2 separate regions of the Homo sapiens genome follow, and region 1 is linked to region 2. A link is an interaction called in ENCODE POLR2A ChIA-PET data of the cell type or tissue named here. Cell type or tissue: PC-9. All regions are shown on one strand.

What was found. Peaks named below come from ENCODE experiments on the same cell type or tissue, not always from the same donor. Only the 100,000 strongest peaks of a DNase experiment are listed, where the experiment ranks them.
Region 1: POLR2A ChIA-PET joins it to region 2 with 5 read pairs; 2 of 35 experiments call an interaction of 5 or more read pairs at or near these places.

The regions. Positions count from the first base shown.
Region 1 is chr4:8,085,465-8,089,464 of GRCh38, forward strand. It overlaps ABLIM2 (actin binding LIM protein family member 2), which reads right to left. Exons shown (of 21, transcript NM_001130083.2): 4 at 2,705-2,820. Among named protein-coding and RNA genes, the nearest start is that of ABLIM2, 71 kb to the right of the region's middle. RefSeq lists an enhancer at 1-697. In PC-9, no CTCF peak of the experiment used is centred here; no DNase peak of the experiment used is centred here.
Region 2 is chr4:8,018,106-8,022,105 of GRCh38, forward strand. ABLIM2 (actin binding LIM protein family member 2) reads right to left here. Exons shown (of 21, transcript NM_001130083.2): 13 at 2,097-2,198; 14 at 1,513-1,566. Among named protein-coding and RNA genes, the nearest start is that of MIR95, 15 kb to the left of the region's middle. In PC-9, no CTCF peak of the experiment used is centred here; a DNase peak (open chromatin) is centred at 2,006.

The DNA of each region.
Region 1 (4,000 bases), 67 kb after region 2:
CCACTCACACGGGTCTGGGGGTGCCCACGCTGCAGTCCCGTCCACTCACACGGCTCTGGGGGTGCCCACGCTGCAGCCCCGTCCACTCACATGGCTCTGGGGGTGCCCACGCTGCAGCCCCGTCCACTCACGCGGGTCTGGGGGGTGCCCACGCTGCAGCCCTGTCCACTCACGCAGGTCTGGGGGTGCCCACGCTGCAGCCCCGTCCACTCACGTGGGTCTGGGGGTGCCCACGCTGCAGCCCCGTCCACTCACGCGGGTCTGGGGGGTGCACCCAGCACATTTCACAGGTGTTTAGTCTTTGTACTCATCTGTAGCATCCTCCCCCTTCCAGACCCACCTGCTGGAATTCAGCCTGCGTCTCCAGTTTCAGAACCAAGGCCACCTTGGACAGCCTCTAGTCCTAGTGGGGTGAGCTCACTTGCTTTGGAGTTGAAAGGCCTTGGCCCACCCCTCGGCACTTCCGCCCCCTGATGGACAGAGCACCCAGCACACCCACCCCTGCCAGGTACAGGGCACTCCTGCACCTGCAGAAGAGCTCCTCCAGGCACAGCTGCTGAGAAAACTAAAGGAGGCTGGACTGGGAAGACTGCAGACATCCACGCAGGAACCAGGACTGCTGCTCAATGCTTTCTAGGCACAGAAATGGTTCTAAGCTCAGGATTCTCACCACAGGCTGGGGGAAGGGGCAGGTTACATTATTAGTTATCTAGGGGTCCGGGGAACATTTGTTCTTTGAAAATGCAAATTTGATATTTCAAAATAAATTTACATTTGGAGAGGGCACAGCCTTTCTGCCAAGGGTATTTTTGAAAACCTCAAAAAAAAAAAAAAAAAATCTCAGACAGTGATTCTGTGGTTGGTCATATTTCCATCCCCTCCCACTTTTTTTTTTTTTTTTTTTTGACATTCTCACTCTGTCACTCAGGCTGGAGTGCAGTGGTGCAATCCCAGCTCACTGCAATCTCTGCCTCCCAAGTTCAAGCGATTCTCCTGCCTCGGCATCCTGAGTAGCTGGGACTACAGGTGGGCACTACCACACCAGGCTAATTTTTGTACTTTTATTAGAGACAGGGCCTCACCATGTCCAGGCTGGTCTCGGACTCCTGGCCTCAGGTGATCCACCCGCCCCGGCCTCCCAAAGTGCTGGGATTACAGGCATGAGCCACCACACCCAGCCCATGTTTCCCTTTTTAATTTGGCTGCCAGGAAGCTGTGGACAAACTGTTCAAAACTGATCTCCCCCTTTTAAAATTTGCCATAGAGCTTTTGATTACTATCTGAATTTAATTATAACAGTACTACTGTTTGTGAAGCCAAATTCTCAAAGATAGATAAAAGGCATTAAATAAAACCACGTTTACATTAAAAAAAAAAAGCAGTCAATCCAGGCCCCAGCTGGAGAGAAATTTTTGAATGGAGGACTCTCCTAGCAAGCCCGGAAGCAGCGCCCTCCCGACCCGGTGGGGCTGTGAACTTCATCCCAAGGGATGAAGGCTTTGCTTTGGCTCACAGAGTCAAATTATAACCAGCTCCCAGGGCCAGTGCTGCACCTCGGGGAGGCTGGAAGTGGAATCGCCTCTGTAGAGACTCTCAACGCAGCAGACAAGGTGGGGGAGAAAGGAGGCATTTGACACAGGAGAGGAAATTAATTGCGGGCAAGATGTTGACCCCAGAAATCAGGAGAAACCCCTCCTCTGTCTGGGGACACCCCAGTGACCACGGTGCTCAGAGTGGGCTTCTGCACCAGGTGCCTGGCAGCGGCGGGGCCTGGTTTGCTGGGCTTCCCTCCCAGAGCCTGTGTGCCATCTCATGATCCGGCAGAGCCACCCCAGCTGGGAAAGGCCACCTGGCTGCCCACTCCTTGCTGATACTTGGCCCCACACCTGCAAACCCCTGACACTTCGGCTGGCATTTGTTTTTTTTCCACACTAACAACCTCCTGCTTCCTAATTCAGGAAGCATCTTGAGCCCCCACTGCATACACACCTGGCCTAACTCCTGGGAGGTGGAGCAGTGAACCCAAGGGCCCCTGACTGCGGGAGCCCGGAGCTCAGTGTTCCTCTACAGGTTCCCCCAAAGGGGTCCCGGGTGGCCTGGAATTAACAGAGGGGAGCTGAGGGGAGTGAATGCCAGAGGGAGAGGACCTGAAGGAGACCTGGAAGGCTTCCTGGAGGAGGTATGCTAGAGCTGGGCAAAAGCAGCAGTGGACATTAGATGGGAAAGCAGCAGTGGGCATTAGATGGGAAAGCAGCAGTGGACATTAGATGGGAAAGCAGCAGTGGGCATTAGATGGGAAAGCAGCAGTGGGCATTAGATGGGAAAGCAGGAGTGGCACATGGGGTGGAGGAAACAGCCAGTGCAAAGACTTGGCGGCACGAGAGCCCCAGAAACTTCCATCCCTGGCTGCCTCCTCACATTTATTCACAGCGTTCACTGCAGCTGCTGCTGCTCTGGGTCCCCGTTTCTCAGGCTCTGTCCCTGGGCACTGCAGAGACCAAGCCCCCAACTCAGCACCCCCCCCACAACCAGCAAGCCCCCACTTAGCATGCCCTATACTCAGCACCGCCCCCACTCAGCGCCCCCCAGCACCTCCCACTCAGTACGCCCCACTCAGCGCCCCCCAACTCAGCATACCCACCCATTTAGCACCCCCCACTCAGCATGCCCCCACTCAACATGCCCCCACTCAGCGCCCACTTACTTCGGAGGCCCTGGGACAGGTGCGCGCTGCTGCCCACCGATACGGGCAGGGAACACTTCTGGCACATGCATTCCTTCCCGTTGAAGGTCACTCGGTCCCCGGGGGGGAAGGGCAGCCTGAAACAAGAGAGCTCGTTACCAGCCAGGCCCACCTTCTGGCTCCTCTCTGGGGGAGCCCTGTCCCAGTGCAGGAGACCAGGGCCAATGTCTCCCCAGGATCTTGCAAAGGTACCACTCACAGGCTGAGGAAATGCAGGGCCTCTCCACCCAGGCACTGCTGCGTCCCCGCAATAGGACCTCAGGTAGTCATCGACACCTGAGCCTCAGTTTCCTCATCTGTACCAACAGGCAGAATCATAGCACCTAAGGTGGTGGTGAGGACCAGCTGAGGGCCAGCCCAGTGCTTGGCACATGGCAACATGCCAGGCTGCCTGGGCCACCGGCCCCTCCAGCCCACCCTGCCTTCCCAGTCACATGGGATGCTTTCTTCATATCAGCTCAGCAGCAAGGACAGCAGCTATGTACACTGGGCATCTCCTGTGTGCCCAGGGCCCACTACTGTGATAGGTGCCCTATAGGCATGCCTCATGAGTAACCCCACGCCATTCAACCTAGTTGGTATTTGCTTCATGTTTTCTCTATAGGTGAGAAACTGGAGTTCAGAGAGGATATGTAACTTTTCCAAGGACACATGGATACGAGTCAGAACCAGAATCAAACCAAGACCTGTCTGGCTTCAAAGTTCCACGATTTAACTACCTGGGCCTCTAAGAGGGCAGTGTCTATAAAAGCACACCTCGTAGACAGGAAGATGCTGGACAATCGGATCCTGTCTTTATTTAAAATTCTGCCATTTTGCTCTAAATGGATTTTTTGCATTTATTTCAATTTTTTAAAGTATCGCATTAAAATATCATTTACTTGACTACTGAGTTTTTTGGCACCACCTTAAAGTCCGCCTCCGCAGCAAGTGCCTGGAGTGAGGCCAGGTGAGGGACCGCAGAGAGCTGGCCCATCCTCCTGCAGTCCGGGGATGTCTTTGGAAACTGAGGGATGGCTCAAGTAGCTGCATCTAGCAAGCTAAGGCCAGGCCACCTGCAGACAGGGCCAGAAGCACAGCCTGAGAATGCTGCCATGTCTGCCCTCGACACCTGCTGCCATCAAGCTCCCAGCAGCCACCGGGCCACTTTCCTTCCCCATCTGAGCCTGGCCAGAGAACCAGGTGCTTTTCAGGCAGAAGCCCGTGGAAGTGTCAGACCACGGGTGCCCCTTAAATCCCCTGTGTGGCCAGGCGCAG
Region 2 (4,000 bases):
TGTTGGATGACAATGAACAATTTCATAACCTGGTTTGCTCTCTTCCCCTTTCTAAGGGGCAGACCCCCTCCTGTCCTGCACATGTTAATCACACATTTTAAGGCACCAATCTGAGACAAAATGGGGGGTTAATAAAAGGCCAAGGTAGTCAATCCCAATCTTGTAGCCCCACCAGCACAGAATACACAGCACTCCAGGCAGGCTGTTCAGGCTGGGTGCCATGATGGAAAGCCAGTCACTTACTGTGGCTGCTCCTTCTTTTGGCCAGGCCTCAGTTTCCCCACTTGTAACCCAAGGGAACTGGTCTGGACAATTTCTAAGGGCCCTAGAGTCTATCTAGCCCATCCCGCTCTGATCCCTCTTGGAGGTTCATGCTCTACGCTTCTCTGGTGGAAAGGCAATGGTAGAAGCCATCATTTCTGGAAACTCAAGACATTTCATTCACTTTTTTCCTTCTTGGAAAGAGGAAAAAAATGCACAAAGTACAGGACCTATTGCCATGATGGAGAAAGTATTTTAAAAGTTTGTATAACCTGATCACTGATTTGTCAGCAAGTCACAGGAAACACACTTTTTATGAGATTCCATCTAAAAGTGTCCATCCAGTTGTCAATGTGGGATGTGGCTATTTGCTTTAGGTACATCTGGACAAGAACGTTTAATATGGAAATGCCTTTTCCCATCGCTAGTGACTTGATACAATTCCCATCATGTGCACAGCACTTTACAGTTTAGAATGCACTTCCCTATTCGATATCCCATGAAGTTCCCACGGTCAGCCTGTGGAAAGGGCGGGGTGGAGGGGATCGGTCCTGTTTTGCAGATGAGTAAACCGAGGCTCAGGATGGTGAAGCAACCTGCTGTCAATCACCCAGAAATCCCAGGAGGAAAGAGAGGGGAGACCATGTGGCCCCGATTCCTGCTCCATGGCCCACGCAAGCTGCTCCCTGCGCACCTCCCAGGCAGGTTCACGTGGAGCAGAGCTGGGCGTCAGCTCCTATTTGCTTATGCAAGAAATCTCCGTAACGGAAGGCAAGGTCACCCATCCCATCATCAGAAATTCTCAAAACTCAAGACTAAAGTCTCCCTGAGGAATAAACGACCGATTCAAGTTTGTTCTATATTCCAAAGATCGGGCCTGGATCAGATTGTGGTTCTAGGAGCCTCTGTCCCTCACCATCTTGGCTAAAGTCTCTCTGGCTGCATAATTGAAGGCGCCACCACCAGGCTCTTGGCTATAAACCCCCATCCCAAGCCCTGGCTGATGTGCATTAGCCTCGGCGTCGTAACGCACAGAAGTTCCTTACTCAGACATACCCTTCATCGTAATTTATCAGAACAGGACTCTCGGGAGGCTGCTAGTGAATTTGCATTTAATAGTCAGACTGCTAAGGGCCTTGGTGGTGCCTTCACTGCATTTATCAGAACACAACAAAAGGATGCATTCAGAAGCAGATGGGTATTGACAGGCATGCGGGGCAAACCACAGCAGCGGGAGGAATCCAACCGTACCATGCTGTCTGTAGATAGGGGGTTTCCTATAGATGTTATCTTTTACGCCAGTGTCTGGGGAAGAAGAAAGAAAAAAAAGGAGAGAACAGGAGGGTAAGCAGCAAGTTGTGATGGTTTCTGTTCTACAGCTTTTTGTAAGCAACAAGCACTCACCCAGATTTAGAATCATCAGGCAGGAACTGGCACCCAGCGAGCGACAGACACCCAGGCCCCAGATCAAGCCTCCCTGACTCCAGATGCCACCCTCATCTGCAGGAGATGGGGCAGCAGCCAGGAACCTTGTGGTCCCCCGGGAAGTGTAGCCAGCTCAGACAGCCCTTTTCCTTCACCCCATTCCCAGGAGGACAGGTGTATCTCCCTGCCGTTTGTGGGAATTTGGAAGAAACTCAAACACACATCGGTTTGGGGTTGTGAAAACCCGTCTGATGGTTTTAAAGAAATCTCAGTGCCTGGGGAGCAGTGGAGGAGCCTGGAGTGTCGTCTGGCGCCTGCTGAGTCAAGGCAAGCTGACAGTTTGGGTGTGGCCAGTTTCGGTGTGGACAGTTTCAGTGTAAGGAGCCCAGCCAGCGTGTCCCGGAGCCTACCTGGGACGTGGAAGTGGCGAGGTGCCTGCTGGTAGGTGGAGGGGGGCGGCTTGCTGTCAGAGAGCACGGAGAGGCTGGGGGTGCTCCGGCCACTTTCACTGCCTCCAGACGGAAGGGCAAAGGCAGCAGATAGAAGGGGAAACGGGAAAGCAAAGTAGAATATTTCAAGCATGAAAAGCTTATTTGCAGCGAGCCCCATCTCTCCTGTCTGGTGGAGCAGCCCAGATCCCCTGCCCAGGGGAAGGAGTGTGGGCCTCATCCACGTTCCCAGACTGTGTCCAAGGACTTGCTAATCCAACCCTGAGTTGAAGTCTGTCCAGAGTCCCAAGGCAGAGGAGCGACATTGCTGAGGGCAGAGGGCTGGGCGGTGAACTAAGAACACCTTAGGGGGCTCACTCCATCTGCGCCTCTGCATCCTGGCTGGTGTTTGAATCCAACCAACTGCAAATTCGCCAAAACAAAGGCCCCTCTTCCTAATTATCCTTGTATATAAACATGCTGTTTTCCTTGAGAATCTAAAAATTAGCTGCTCAGAATAGGATTAAAGCACTAAAATGATCAAAATTGTCCTTTAAAAGCCATTGAGTAAAATTTTGCCAGCTGCAGAAGATAAGAAAAGAGTAGTATCCATCCATTACCACATTCTTTTTTTTTTTTTTTTTTTTTTTGGGACAGTGTCTCACTCTGTCACCCAGGCTGGAATGCAGTGGCACAATCACGGCTCTGCAGGGTGCAGACTCCACCTTCTGGGCTCAAGCCATCCTCCCACCTCGGCCTCCCAAGTTGCTGGGACCACAGGTGTGCACTACCACGCCTGGCTAATTTTTTTAATTTTGTAAAGATGGGGTTTTGCCACGTTGCCCTGGCTGGTCTTGAACTCCTGGGCTCAAGCAATCTGCCCACCTCTACCTCCCAAGGTGCTGGGATTACAGGCATGAGCCACCGCACCCTGGCCACATTCTTAAATACAACTGCTTTTTGGCAAATTAAATGGAAAGCATCCTCTGACCCTGCTTCAATTGCTGAGCTCACCTGGAACTATAATTCTGTTTTGCGAACAAGGTTGGATTATCAAGTCACGCATCCAGAGGGCCGAGGTGACCTGGGTGACGCCCCTCCCCCCACACCTGTTTGGGGAATGAGGTGACAGACAGATGCAGGGTATTGAATGCTTGTGATGAGAGAAGGTGTACGCTCCCTGCAGAAGACACTCCCAAGGCCCCGTTCCTCCCACCTGCCAGCCCCAGGAAGCCCCCTCAGCACTAGGCAATGGGCTGCAAGGGGTAAGGCGCTCTTCACCTGAGAACGTTCCCTCAAGCTGCACAGCCTTTCAGAGCAGCAGGACCCTGCGGTGACATCGAAATGAAACAGAAATAGAACTTCTGCGGTGGGTGAGTGATGTGCTGGGCCTGAAGGTGGACTGGCCAGGGACCCCACAGTGGACTCGTGAGGAGGGCTCGACAGACACTGGCCCAGAGGGGGCTCTTGCCTGGTGGTGGGCTGCATGCAGCGGGAGGTCACCTAGGAGCAGGGTGGCCCCAGCCAGGCTGATGCCGTAGAAAGGACTGCAGGCTCTAACTTTGAGCATTTTCTCGTGCTTGGGCATGGGTGCTGATTTTGCCTGTCAATGCTGATGGAGCGTCAGATAACTGCCCTTCCCTTAGCAACCTCCCTCCAGAACAGCATGGAACCTTCTAGAGCCTCAGTTGGCTCTACAGGTGCCCTTGCTGGCCGTGGCACCCTTGCTGGTCAGGTCACGCTCGTCAGGATGCTCCACGGTGGACTCCTGCACCTCCTGGTGGCAGCAGGGGCCTCACAGCAGGGAGACTGGACTCACGTGCCCGGAAAGGACACCGCGGATCCCTCCTACCGACTACGGCTGTGCTGGACCCATCCCCACTGGC